Linked DNA regions of Homo sapiens: all the other regions are linked to region 1. A link is a contact called in ENCODE Hi-C data. All regions are on one chromosome and are shown on one strand. The core of a region is the stretch at or near the end of the contact, and the rest is flanking DNA. Distances in the headings are between cores, read along the strand shown. Region 1 holds the start of ZNF432 (zinc finger protein 432). Region 2 holds the start of ZNF606 (zinc finger protein 606). Region 3 holds the start of ZNF772 (zinc finger protein 772). Region 4 holds the start of TRAPPC2B (trafficking protein particle complex subunit 2B). Region 5 holds the start of ZNF460-AS1 (ZNF460 antisense RNA 1).

Evidence for each region. A loop is a pair of places that touch in the nucleus more often than their neighbours do. Pooled maps may share reads with other maps.
Region 2: a loop to region 1 is called in a pooled map, with 6 times the contacts of the local background. The contact joins the promoter of ZNF606 here to the promoter of ZNF432 in region 1. A Hi-C loop is called at or near these places in 5 of 50 pooled maps.
Region 3: a pooled map shows a loop between it and region 1 (5-fold over the local background). The contact joins the promoter of ZNF772 here to the promoter of ZNF432 in region 1. A Hi-C loop is called at or near these places in 2 of 50 pooled maps.
Region 4: a pooled map shows a loop between it and region 1 (11-fold over the local background). The contact joins the promoter of TRAPPC2B here to the promoter of ZNF432 in region 1. A Hi-C loop is called at or near these places in 5 of 50 pooled maps.
Region 5: a pooled map shows a loop between it and region 1 (13-fold over the local background). The contact joins the promoter of ZNF460-AS1 here to the promoter of ZNF432 in region 1. A Hi-C loop is called at or near these places in 7 of 50 pooled maps.

The regions. Positions count from the first base shown.
Region 1 is chr19:52,047,547-52,050,143 of GRCh38, reverse strand. It overlaps ZNF432 (zinc finger protein 432), which reads left to right and starts at 1,306. Exons shown (of 5, transcript NM_014650.4): 1 at 1,306-1,449. RefSeq lists an enhancer at 934-1,523.
Region 2 is chr19:58,001,508-58,004,104 of GRCh38, reverse strand. It overlaps ZNF606 (zinc finger protein 606), which reads left to right and starts at 1,285. Exons shown (of 7, transcript NM_001348022.3): 1 at 1,285-1,709. It overlaps ZNF606-AS1 (ZNF606 antisense RNA 1), which reads right to left and starts at 1,211. Exons shown (of 4, transcript NR_036508.1): 1 at 1,059-1,211; 2 at 769-894. RefSeq lists an enhancer at 934-1,353.
Region 3 is chr19:57,476,262-57,478,858 of GRCh38, reverse strand. ZNF772 (zinc finger protein 772) reads left to right here and starts at 1,293. Exons shown (of 4, transcript NM_001144068.2): 1 at 1,293-1,582; 2 at 2,187-2,225. The coding sequence starts at 1,550. RefSeq lists enhancers at 779-1,978, 1,569-2,092.
Region 4 is chr19:57,362,245-57,364,841 of GRCh38, reverse strand. TRAPPC2B (trafficking protein particle complex subunit 2B) reads right to left here and starts at 1,291. Exons shown (of 2, transcript NM_001355204.2): 1 at 1,139-1,291; 2 at 1-27. The coding sequence starts at 8. It overlaps ZNF547 (zinc finger protein 547), which reads right to left and starts at 1,291. Exons shown (of 4, transcript NM_173631.4): 1 at 1,139-1,291. RefSeq lists enhancers at 1,239-1,618, 1,659-1,738.
Region 5 is chr19:57,279,055-57,281,651 of GRCh38, reverse strand. It overlaps ZNF460-AS1 (ZNF460 antisense RNA 1), which reads left to right and starts at 1,318. Exons shown (of 3, transcript NR_136529.1): 1 at 1,318-1,373. ZNF460 (zinc finger protein 460) reads right to left here and starts at 1,167. Exons shown (of 3, transcript NM_006635.4): 1 at 816-1,167. The coding sequence starts at 845. RefSeq lists a silencer at 262-311 and enhancers at 734-1,325, 709-1,908, 1,326-1,917, 1,032-1,971.

The sequences.
Region 1 (2,597 bases), core at 57-2,556:
CCTGGAGGGTGGGGTATAGAGAGTGTAGGGGAAGGGAGAAGGCAGACAGGTAAAAGGAAAAAGAATGTTAAGTGTTGTTCAGCCTCAAGACTGACATGATGAAAGTACCTTTATTGTGGTTTTTGTAAATTAGAATGCATGCTTTATTATTAAAAAAAACACAATTGAAAATGTTAAGGACCTTTTCCTCCTTGCTTCTTATAAGAAACCATCATAAGACATAACTTGTAATAATTCTGTAGAAATATACATATATAAAGATATATGTATATATATATTTTAAAATAGTATGTTTTTATTGCAAAATATTCATTAGTGTCATCATATCATAGCCAGATCTACAACCCCAGAGTAATTCCCATGGTTATGTTACATGGCAAAAAGGACTCTGCATTGTAATTAAGTTTATTAATCAGCTGACTTTAGCATTGGGAGATTATTCTGGATTGCCCAAGCACTTAAGAATAGGAGAAACCGGAGAGATGCAGCAGCAATAGTCAGTGGTTTCAAATATGAAAGGGATTTCACATACTATTGTTGGCTTTAAAGATAGGAAGTCGTGGGGGCAAGGAAACTCTCTAAAGGAAATTAATCTGGCAACAACCTAAATAATTCTAGAAAAGGATTCTTTTCCAGAGTCAAGAACAGAGCCAGGTGGTTCTTCTCTTCTAAAGACATTTCCATGGGCCAGTTCCACCGCAAGCTTCTCAGAGAGAATATGTTCTGCCGTACGGACACCGAACGTCCCCTAAGATGGCCGCCCCCATGATGCTCTCCCCTAAGGGCTCTGGCTCCGTTACCTGCAACGCACCGCTCGCTTATTTTTTGTTCTAGTCTCTCTTGCTTCAGTTTTTATACGGCTTCTAAAACGCTTCGCATTTACAATAGTGACTGAGGTGCCCAGAGGTGACTTTAATTTTCCATTGAGCTGAGACGTCACAGCCATCATAACCGCTAAGAAGGGATGCCGCGCCTTTGTGGTAATAATGGGTTCTGGCCTTTGAGAAGTTTGCGCCGTTCACTGTCCCCTGCGAGGAGAAGACTAACTTATTTCTGTTCCGTGTCTGTTCAGAGGACTTTACCCCCACGCCGTGTCTGCCTGTGTGAACTCAAGCCTCTGATAAGCTCTCCATTTTCTGCCAGGGCTGAGGTGTCTGGAAATCGGACAGTTTAAGAGGCCTCCGTCCACCGCGTCTCCCGGCCGCTGTGCCTTCTGTACGTCACGTACTCAAAGATGGCCGCCCCCAGAGCGGCGAGGCGACGCCGGCGCGGACGCGTCTCCTCCTGAGGAAAAGCCGGAAGGCCGCATTCCGCTCTCCATGGAAACGCGGCTGACCGTCTCTGGAGGTTTAGAGGGGGAGGGAGTTGGGCGAGGGGCCCAGAAGTGGAAGAAGTTTAGGGAAGTAAGTTCAGCTTTTAAGAGGTCGCGGCGATTCCAAGGAGAGTCAGGTCAGTGTGTGGGTCAGGGCGTGGAAACGTGGTGGGAGGGAGCTTTCTGAGGGCGTCTGCGTTGTTGGTGGCGCTATATGGTGGAGGTAGCGCGGGGGTTGGGGGAGGCGGGGGCGGGTGTTTCCTTTTGGAGGGGAGCTGGTAGGAGTCCCTGGTGGGTGTCTGTGATAGGATATCTTTGGGGTCCCTCATGGAGGCTCTGGTGGTCAGTGATTAAAGGCCTGAATAGATCAACGACCAAGAGTACTGAGGTCAGGGATTGTGGTCCTCGCGGGTCACTCCCCAGTGGGGCTCAGTGATTGAGAATCGATGGGGTGGCTTTTGTCAACGAATGTGACTTCTGTTTCACATTCTGGATTAATCTGAGGCTTAGTGATTGATGAATCATTAAGGGAATCCAGTGTACGTGTGTGTCTATTCCAGGTTTTCCTATTTTATCTGGCGGGGTGGTGGTCTTTTGTCTAGAGACAAGTGAAAGCCGAAGTCTTTTCACAAGAGCCCTGGCTGGTTTTGTGTGTGTGTGTGTGTGTGTGTGTGTGTGTGTGTGTGTGTGTGTGTGTGTGTGTTGAGCTCAAACTTTGGCTGGAACAGACTTGATGAACGTTAACATTTCCTAAAAGTTTCAGGTCCGAGTACCTCCTCCACAATGAGTTTTCTAATCCTCTGGCTTTCCACAACAACCCATGCTCTTGAACCTGCAGAAAATGAAAGTTTTTTGGGGGTGAAGGGGGGCGGATGAATAGGCTTTCTATTTAACATTATGTTTTTAAATTACTGCGCACAAATTAACAAGAGCCTATTTTTATCCTTCCTCTTGCAAATGTACTGCATATTTTTATGGGTGTTTCAGGTTTTGTATGTTAGTATATAAAGGCGGCTATTTTCCCAGTATTTATATTTTTGAATTGTTTTCTAAATTTGTATTTATAACTCGTATTCCTTTTCTCTGTCTCCCTCTTTTTTTCTATGTGTTTCTTGTTCTTCATATTGAAGTGTGTATATAAACATTTTTTTTTTTTTTTTGAGATGGAGTCTTGCTTTTGTCGCCCAGGCTTGAGTGCAATGGCTGGGCTCACTGCAAACTTCGCCTCCTGCGTTCAAGCCATTCTCCTGCCTCAGTCTCCGAGTAGCTGGGATTACAGGTGCCT
Region 2 (2,597 bases), core at 36-2,535, 6.0 Mb before region 1:
GCCCAACCCACAGGCCAGCTTTTTAAAATGATCCTCCATTACTAGTGGAAATATCTTCAAAATCTCTCTTGCCCACTGCTCACTCAAGTCTAGCTTCCTAAATGGCCATGCTTTCTTTGGTATCACCACCTACAGTCCCTCAGTCCCTTTTTTTGAGACAGAGTCTTGCCCTGCTGCCCAGGCTGGAGTGCAATGGCTTGATCTCGGCTTACTGTAGCCTCCGCTTCCCGGGTTCAAGCGATTCTCCTGCCTCAGCCTCCCAAGTAGCTGGGTACAGGTGCCCTCCACCAAGCCCGGCTAATTTTTGGTATTTTTAGTAGAGACGAGGTTTTATCATGTTGCCCAGACTGGTCTCGGAACTCCTGACCTCAGGCGATCCACCTGCCTTGGCCTCCCAAAGTGCTGGGATTACAGCTGTGAGCCACCGCGCCCGGCCCGTTTTTGTTTGTTTTAATGCCGGGTCTTGCTCTGTTGCCCAGGCTGAAGTGCAGTGGTGCGATCATAGCTCACTGCAACCTTGACCTCCCAGGCTCAAGCAATCCTTCCACCGCAACCTCCTAAGTAGCGGGGACTACAGGCGCGCGCCATCACACCGGGCTAATTTTTGTATTTTTTTTGTAGAGATGTGGTCTCGCTATGTTGCCCAGGGTGGTGTCGAACTCCTGAACTCAACTGATCCTCCCGCCACAGCTTCCCGAAGTGCTGGGACTACAGGAATGAGCCACCGCTCCCGAACCGCTCCATGCATATCGATAGAGGAAAACTCACAGGGTGCGTCGCTGGTAACCCATGCTCCCATAAAGCCTGGCCTCTGGAAAGAGACTTGGGAACGAGCCCTGACGTTCTCAGCCGTCGAGCTTCACAGAGAAGGGTAGCTCGAATTAGGTTCCTTATCTTAAAGAGAATAACAGCAGTCACTTTCTCACAATCTTGCGAACGCCAAATGGAAGGATCCCTCGAGAGCGCTGAGAACTCGCCGAGCTCCTCCCGGGAAACCCGGTACCACGAGGCGCCATTTTGCGGATGGGCAAACCGAGGCCCGCGGGGCCGCGACTTACCCAGGCCTTTTTGCAGTGGGAGGCGACGGTGGAGGAGGGTGGTCTGGGACCGGGACAACAAAGTCCATCCTGCCGCCGGCTTCGACGCAGGTGCCAGAAAGGTCCCAACCCCGCCCAGGCAGGGCGAGGCGGCGCGGCCCAGGAACCTGTCATGGCGGCGCCGCTGCCCGACGCCGGAAGTGCCCGCCTGGAACTACAGCTCCCAGCAGACCCCGCGGCGCGCTCCGGTCGACGCCGGGGAAGCAGCCGCCATTGTCCGCGGCTGAGGTGAGGCCTTTGCTCAGGCTGTGGGGCCGCCGTAGCTGCGGGGCTTGGGGGGTCAGGAGAGCCGGCTGGGAGAGGCGGCGTCAGGGTGGGTCCTGCGCCTGCCCTTTCCGCGCCGGCTTTGCGCCGTCGTTGCCGTCGGTTCTCCAGCCAGCAGCCTGCCTCCGGCCTCCCGCCTCCGGGCGTTCTTCGTTTTCTGGTCGGACGGGCCTGGGTGAACTCTGCTGCACGTCGGCTCCGCGGGCCTTTGTCCCCGAGGCCGCGCCGGGAGCTCCCAAGCGCACTCCTGGGCCGGACCTCGGCGCGGGACAAAAGCCAAACGCCCCAGGCGGGCAGACCCCGATCCTGCTGCGCCGCCTTCAAGGGGGACCGCCGGCCGCGAGCCAGGTGAGGCCGGGACGAGCTTTTGCAGCGTCGCGGCCGCGTCGGTCTTGAGGAGGAAATTTGGGTCGGGAGCTCTGGAAGCAGGTGATAAGGATGCTTCTGAGGCCATTGATGGGACGAATAACCCCGTTCGTTCCCCAGCCGTCGTTTCTCCCCCTGCCAGTTCACACAAAGCACTGTGAAGGACGTCAGACCTGGGTTGGAAACAGCTCCGGGTTCCCTTAAACATGCAGTGACGGCGGCGGTCACTGTCAAGTTGCAAATAATGGTGCAAAGTACGGTTTGCATTCTGCGTTTTCGCGCTGATTCCGGTGCTCCTGAGGCCCACTGTGTGTTCTAGTGCTTTATACACATACCCAGGAATCCATTCGAGAGGTTGCTGACTTGTACAAAGATCTGGAACCTGAGGAGTTAGGGGTCTGGGCGCCAGGCCCATCTCTAAGTCCTCCACACACACACAAGCTTAGGCTTAGTAAATCTTGGAGGTGAATTTTTTTTGGAGGTGGGATTAAATTTGCATAACATAATGTTCACTTTAAGCACTTAAAAGTGTGCAATTCACCGGTTTTATTGTATATTAATAAAGTTGTGCAATCATCCCCATTATCTAATTTTAGAACATTTCATCACCCCACAAAGAAACCCTTGTTCCCCTTAAGCAGTCACTCCCCATTTCATTTTTCCCCCAGCTCTAGGCAACCACTAATATATGAGGATTGCAAGTTGATTTTACAATAATTGTCAGATTAATCCAAAAGTTCCATCTGTGTTGTGACTGGCTGTCTCTTGGGAATAGCTGACAAATTTGTACCCTCTCATTCAGGATCATGCTCTTTTTTCCAGCTTATGCAAATTACCTTTCATTTCTCTCCAGGAATTGTGTTACTTTTT
Region 3 (2,597 bases), core at 44-2,543, 5.4 Mb before region 1:
ACTTCTTCCACTTATTTTACTATTATTTTACCTTTCTATTGATTATTTATTTATATTCCAAACATTTCCTCTTCTAGTTTGAAAAGTATATACGCTGACTGTATTTATTATATTTAGGCTAAAAATTACAAACGTTTAACACATTAGCGTGCCATACAGGATTGTAATACATTTGCTTTCCACTTGGAAATATAAAAAATTTAAAACTTTGAGCAACTAGCCTCCTTTCAATTTATATGTAGTTGAGGTTACGCACGGGAATTCCATCATTCTAACTCAATAAGTATATCTACTTATGTTTTACACTGTAATATGCTGTTATTTTAATCAAAAGATGCACTTCTTTTCATCTTCATTTCTTCTCTCATTGCAGACTTTTCACCTGAGATCAACTTTCTTTGGCCTTGAGTATTATTTTAAACATTATTTTTTGTGTAAATGTATTTCCATTACATTTATCATTTTTGGTTTCAAATAGTTTTATATCACACTTCCATAAAAGACATTTTGTTGTGTATAGACATCTAGTTTGGTGGTTATTTCTTCTTTACAGAAAGTGTTCATGTTGCCCTTTTCATTGCCATATGACATTTGATGAATTCTGTCTTTTCAGACACTTGTAAAACACTTAAAATATTGAATACATCTCTGTATATGGAGTATGAAATACTATCTTGAACAAGAGTATTACTTGTTGGGTTTGACACAATCACTGCTGTATAAGCAGGATAAATATTTTCTGAGGTAACAGACAGAAGGGTTATTCACTTACTTCAAGGCCACCAAACATCCCCACTCCACGTTCCACATCATGGTGTCTGGAGTCTTTTCTTTCTTGTGCCTGACAGAAAATGCTGAGGCTCGCCAAACTAACTCTGGAGCATCAGGCTACACGCATTTGAAAACAATATTTGTTAACTTCCAGCCATAGAAATCTGAGTGACGTCAGTGTATGGTGTGTCCATTTTATTTTTTGATGAGCATTCTCTGCGTAAGGAAGGCTGAAATCATGTCTCTAAACATTCCTTTGATGTCAAACACGACGTTCACCAGAAATACAGATATGGCTCCTTCAAGAGGAAGCTAAGCTCCGTCTGGGCCTTGGAGACGAGGGACACCATTTCCACGCGCCCCTGGCGGTCTTCTCTGGGCTTTTAACCTGGAGGTGAAGCGAGACGCCGCTTACTAGTGTTGGTGCCGTGGGAACTACATTACCCAGGAAACTTGGCGGCTCTGGGCCAATGAAAACCCAGGAAATAGGCGTTTCCGTTGGTCCTCACCAACGTCAGGGCGGGACTTCCTCTACCATCCTCGGGTGGACATTTTGTTTGCTTTTCCATTAATCCACTGGTTTAGTTTCCAGAACGCAATGTCAGACCTGAGGTGACAGAAAAGGGAAAACGTGAGAGAGTGTCTTCTTCCCTGAAGAGAGGTGGGCCTGAGGCTTGACAGTGGCGCTGCCTGAGTGACCTAGCCGCTGGGCTGGGCCCTGGACAGCTGATCCCAGGTTCCTGCACTTGTCGCCACCCTTCCGTAGTCCACAGGCCTGATGGCGGCGGCTGAGCCGATGGGCCCGGCACAGGTGGGTGCTGCGTCTGCGAGTCTGCGCGCTGACCCCCATCTCTGAATCCCAAAGCTTCGAATGAACGATTCCTCGGGTTACTGCAGCTCAGGCCCCTGTATCTAGAACAGTGGGGGCGCTCGTGTTTGGGACCCATTTTGACAGCACGAGTTGAAGGACGTTCCAGGCAGAGAGACCAGTGTATGCAAAGGCTCAGAGATGGTTCACAGCTGGAGCATTTGGGAAAACTGGGCCTTTAGTGTCTGAAAGGATCAGAGCGCTTTATAAGTGATTGCACCTGGAATATCATCCTGAGCAGCTGGGTCTCTATTCTGAGGGTGATGGGAGCCATGGAAGGTTCTGAACAGAGGAGAGCCAGAATCCGAGGGTTTAAAAAGTATTCCATAGACTGCTCATGGAGGGCAGACTCTTGTTGGCCATGGGGGCGGATAATGAGCACTGTTCCGAGCTAACACAGTTAAGAGGTATCCTTGAAGATGGAAGCACAGAGGGTAGACATTCAGCTCCCAGGCACATTGTAACTGGGTAGGAATATGGGATGGGGTTGAGCCTTTGGGGTTCCTTCAAGATTGCTTGACTCGCATAGTCTCCCTCTTCCCCACAGGTTCCCATGAACTCAGAAGTAATTGTGGACCCTATACAGGTGAGGGGAGAATGTCCATGCTCTCACCGATCCCACCCCCACCCAATACGCTCTCCAGCATTGTGGTGTTATATAGAACACTCTCCTGCTACTCTCCGATCTCTTGGGTCTGAGGACTCTGGAGAAGCCCCAAGCCCAGGGTCCTGACTCCGGGCCAGGGGTTTTATGGAGGGGTTTCCATTTCTGCCAACCATTGGAATAAGGTTGGAAGGTTGTTCCAGGCACAGGAACCAGCCTGTGCAAAATACTTAGAGGTGAGACTGAGAAGGGAGTTTTCAAGAAATTGCAGGTCTCTGTCATGTCTGGTGGGAACCAAGAGCAAGGGGGCGGGAATCATCCTGAAATGGCTTAAAGATGATTATGTAGATTGGG
Region 4 (2,597 bases), core at 42-2,541, 5.3 Mb before region 1:
CCAGACATGGTCTTCAATATATGGCTCCTGCAGCGGGAGGCCGACAACGGAAACGCAATGTCAGTTTCCGCGGAAGAGACCCGCGCTCCGCACCTTTTTTTGACACGGAATCTCGCTCTGTCGCCCAGGCTGGAGTGCAATGGCGCGATCTTGGCTCACTGCAATCTCCACCTCCTGGGTTCAGGCAATTCTCCTGCCTCAGCCTCCCGAATAGCTGGGATTACAGGCGCGCGTCACCACCCCCGGCTAATTTTTGTATTTTTACTAAAGACGGGGTTTCACCATGTTGGTCAGGCTGGTCTTGAACGCCTGACCTTGTGATCCGCTCGCCTTGGCCTCCCAAAGTGCTGGGATTACCGGCGTGAGCCACCACGCCCGGCCACCCTCTATTCTTTTGAAGAATCTACACCAGTTCTCCTCTGTAGACTCCACACCTTTCTGTCCCCCTACCCATGTGACATTTTCAACTTGAGACGCCTGAGAATCACACTGGCCAAACTCCAACCCATGATCTTCTCCATGAAACCTACTTCTCATGCTGCTGACTTCCCCAACTTCATTCTTTCAGATGTTCGGGCAAAAAAAAAAAAATGACCCTTCACTCCCTATTTTTGCTCACAGACATATCTGATACGGCAGGAAAACCTGTTGGCTCTATCTTCCAGGTCTATCCAGAATCCCATCACATTGTCCCTCTTATACCACGGCTCTGGTGCAGCCTCTGGGATCCACTGCAGTGGCCTCTTCTGGGTCTCTCTGTGTCAATTCCCCATCCTGCTCGTTCTAACTCTGGACCTGCCCCTCCCACTGGTCTTCCCTTGACAACCTTCCATGGTTATACCGGCTGCTCAGGCTGCCATTCCAAGAGAAAATTCACAAAACCCTCTCTTTCCCGCAGAAACAACCCACACTCCGGGCTCCCCGACGCGGCCCACTTGGCAGCACCTCCATGCTCTGAACCTGAGATCCCCGAAGGGAGCTCTGAGGCTGCATCAAACCAGCTGATACGGGGACCCCACACAGGAACGCCCCTCTCTTCGAGACAAGGGGCCTGACCTGCAGGGCCCCTTCTATGGGCTTCAGCACTGGAAGGAGGGGTCGGGCGGAGGTGGGGGGGGGCCTGGGACGGGGCACCCACCTCGGGTTCTTCGGCGGGGACTCCGCAAGTCCAGCCAGGGAAGAGAGGGGCGGGGGCGACAAAGGCAAGACAAGGACACCGCCGTCCCCAGTCCTTGTCAGCTGAGCTTCTGCCACTGTCAGTTGTGCCTGTGTCACTACCGCCTCTGCGTACAAGGAACCAAGCCGCTTCTCGCGCTTTTCCGCTCCGTCACTTCGGTGACGTCATAGAGCGCCAAAGGCCGGAACTAGTGAAAACACCAGAGAAAATCAAATCAACCACGGCAAGAGGACGCCGGAAGTCCCGCCCTCCTACGATGCGCGAGCACGAGGACGGACGCACGCACGCACGCACGCACGCAAAGGTTCCTTCCTGCACATTCATTGGGTCAGTCGCGCTGCCGAGAACCGCAGTGTCTTCTGGGTTATGAAGTTTCGACACCGCTTCTGGACTTGCCTTAGAGCGTTGGTCAGTCCTTATATGGCGGATAGAGGCTCAGTGGCACCGTCAGGGGAGCTGGTAAACAGAGTGCCGGACTCCACGGACAGGACGGGGCTTGGGTTGCTCTTAAAGGCGACATAACCAGATTTTCTTGAAGTAAGGTCTAGGATACTCACAGAAATGTGAGGGACCTATGATATCGGATTGTGAAGCACAGCAAGTTCTCAACGGCTACACCGCCAAAGGGACACACTATACCACAAAGGCACTCTGTCTCTACTCATGCCTCTCAGCCATATGTTGCTTTTCAAATACACATACAGTTAAACTTTGACTTCTATTTATTAAGCTTCAATATGGTTGGTCCAAGAGAACAAAGAAAGACTACATGGCTGGGAATTTGCACAAAAGAAGACAGGAGATACCGACGTAGATTGAAAGGGTGACGCTGTGCCTCTGGATCCAGAAGAAAACATCATTACTGTCTGTAGAGTCAGTGATTGTGTTCCTACCAAGAGTGCAATGCTTTTATTCTAATAATACTTATTACTTCATGTCTGAAATATTTTACATTTATTTTAAAAGTCTCAATCCTGTCTGAAAATGAGAGTGACTGATACATGCCATTTCCTGACAGGACATTTTGTGCCATTCCATAGTTGGAGTATATGTACACAGGGAACGTATTATCCCCAATAAAAACTGTGAACTTTCATGATCTTATCTCCTTCCTGAGAAGTGAGTTATCATTTTACAGGGAGTTGAAATTATCTGTGAAAATACTTGTGAAATGAAAATTACAGAAATCTATTAATAATAACTGTTAGGTTTTGAAGGGAAGGCGAGGGTTAAAGAAAGGCAGAGTTGGCAGCTCTACAGCAATGCAGGTTTTATGTCCAGCACGAGACCTGTGATGGGGAGAACTAGCTTAGTGCCAGAACCCCTCACTGCTTACAGGCTGGGGCAATTATAGGCCTGGATGAGAGGGGTCAGGGGTGGGGGGCAGGGGGCGCGGCGGGAGGGTATGACTTGCTGCCCA
Region 5 (2,597 bases), core at 69-2,568, 5.2 Mb before region 1:
GGAGGTTGCAGTGAGCCGAGGTCACGCCACTGCACTCCAGCCTGGGCGACAGAACAAGACTCCGTCTCAAAAAAAAAAAAAAAAAAAAAAAAAAATTTCAGGGTTAAACGAACTGAGGGTTAAATAATACTCACCGATCAGCCCACAGCAAGGACTCAATGACAGTTAATATCATTCTTTGCAATTATTTTTCTTTGTTCCCATTACATCCTTGACAAACTCAAATCCACAAGCTTCTTTAATACCATCAGATTATCTACACAAAAATACCAGACTCTGGGCAAGGGTGTAAGGTGCCACTTTAGCCGGAATTGCCAAAAAAGGCACCTCCAAATAGGTGACACCTGGACAGATGCCAAAAGGATGTGAAAGGGAGGCCCTGCAAAGTTACAGGGGCAGTGTTCGAAGTAAAAGGAAGTGCAAGGAGAAAGCCTGGAAAATGGAAGAGGACTGCACGGTCAGGTTGGTGGCTCTGAAGAGCAAAGGACCAGGGAAAAATGCAAACAGACAAGGTCAGGGGTGGTTGGCCAGGTGGATGGGGTACGGGCTGGCAGGCAACAGAGAAGGTTGGATTTAGGGGAAGTGTGATGAGATCCCTAGAAGGAAGCATCACTCCTTCAACCACGGACTGAACACCTATCAGAGGCCAACACTGTTGCAGGACTGCGGATAAAGGAAATGACAAGCCACGGCCATTTCTCTTAAATAAACGATGGCGACAAAGAAAAATCCTGTGGCTGTCTTGGCTTCCAGCCTGCCCACGAGGCCTCTAGAAATAGCACAGCAGCAGCAAGGCCGAAACCTCGTCCACTCACCTGCGCCGGAGCCATCCACGCCGCCGCCATCCCGGGAATGCCGCGGATCAGCCGACCACAGCCCTTCTCTGTCCTGGGCGGGGCGACCTCGGCTGACTTTCGCACTCCGAGCCTCAGTTTTCCCCCGAAAAAAATGCGCACAAGGCCCAAGGCGCAGCGTCGGGGCTGAGGAGACGGAGGGCGGCTGCGGAGGCCTAGGCCTCGGCGGGCGCCGGTGGGACACCTCGTTAGGGGAGAAGCGGGGCGTCAGGCTCCCGCCAAGACGCGAAGAAGGGGCGTAACCGCTTCACTACCCGTCCCTGCTCAGGCCGCAGAACGCGCCCACCCAGCGCTCTAGGCCCCACACTGTTTCAGGGCCAAACCGGCCCACGGAGATGACGTCACACGAAGAAGCGGAAGTCCCGCCTCCGCCGCCCTGGCCCGCAGAAAACTCTCCTGTCCTGGGTCGTCAATGGCCCAGAGTCCGCGGCCGACGCAAGGGGCAGTGCCTTCTGGGTAATGCAGTTTTTCCCTTACATCTACCGGGTGTGGGAACTCACCCAGCGCATCCGACTGCACGTAAGTGCGCACCAGAACCCCCGCGTCGTCTTAGGGCCACCGCCTTAGTATAGGCACAAGTCGGAGGGTCGAAAGGTCCCTTCTAGCTCAGGAAAATCGAGGTCAGGAGGCGGGGATATTCGCCCCGATTCAGACCCCGAACAAAGGTGCTTACCCTGCTGTGGGCTGGGCCCGCGACTTCTCGCTTGCTTTGCCTCTTTTCTGGATCTTTTCATAGAAGAAAAGGATAAATGAGCAGTTAAAATAGCCACCCAAAGGAGGACGCCTGACAGTGTGCCCAGCCTGCTGGGAAAGGACAGACCGCCCTCTATTGGGCCTCCTTTGGCCGGGCCCAGCCTTCGTAGGATGCAGGGACTTCCGGGTGATGTAATAGGCTTCGCGTTCGCCACGTGTGGACTTCCCGTACCCTGAGGTGGGGAGGCTGCTAGTGGAGCAGGCTTGCCGGGAAGCCCAGTACTCCCATTTCAAGCATGATCAGTTTGAAACGTCAGTAAGACCACAAAGCGTAGTGCCATATACTCAACCTATGATTCAACATTGGCAGAGGGTTCGAGCGTGGATATATAAATTTGGGAGTTATTACTGTAAACTGTTACTTCAAGTCATGATATTGGGTGAGGCTATGAAAAGAATGAGCGTAGATGGATAAGTGACGGGAAAGAGGGGAACCCTGGCCCAACCCAGCATTAACTGGTTGCAGACAGGAGAGTTTATAAAGTCTTGTTAGGAATTTTAACAATCCTAGACTATGCAAAGATTATATTATGCGAAGTCTTAGGAGTCCCCATCAGTAACTTTTTTTTTTTCTTTTCATGACTATGAAAGTGAGAGAATAAAGTCCAGCTTTCAATGGTTTGACGATATATATGGTTAAGGAAATAGAAAGGTGTGCAGAAAGTACTCTCCAAGAGATTTAATTTTGAGATTGAAAATAGTCAAGGAATGGAGATGGAGTCAATTTCCTACACGATGCGGTACTTTTGGAGAAATATTTTTGGCTAAATTAGTGTGCAAGGAACACTGTTATTCATCACTGGCAATAGTAATTTTTGAAAATTGATAAAGACATCATTCTCTTTTTCACATATTTGTGACTCTTAAATTTTTTTTTTTTTTTTTTTTTTTTGAGATGGAGTTTCACTCTTGTTGCCCAGGCTGGAGAGCAGTGGCACAGTCTCCACTCACTGCAACCTCCGCCTCCCGGGTTCAAGCGATTCTCCTGCC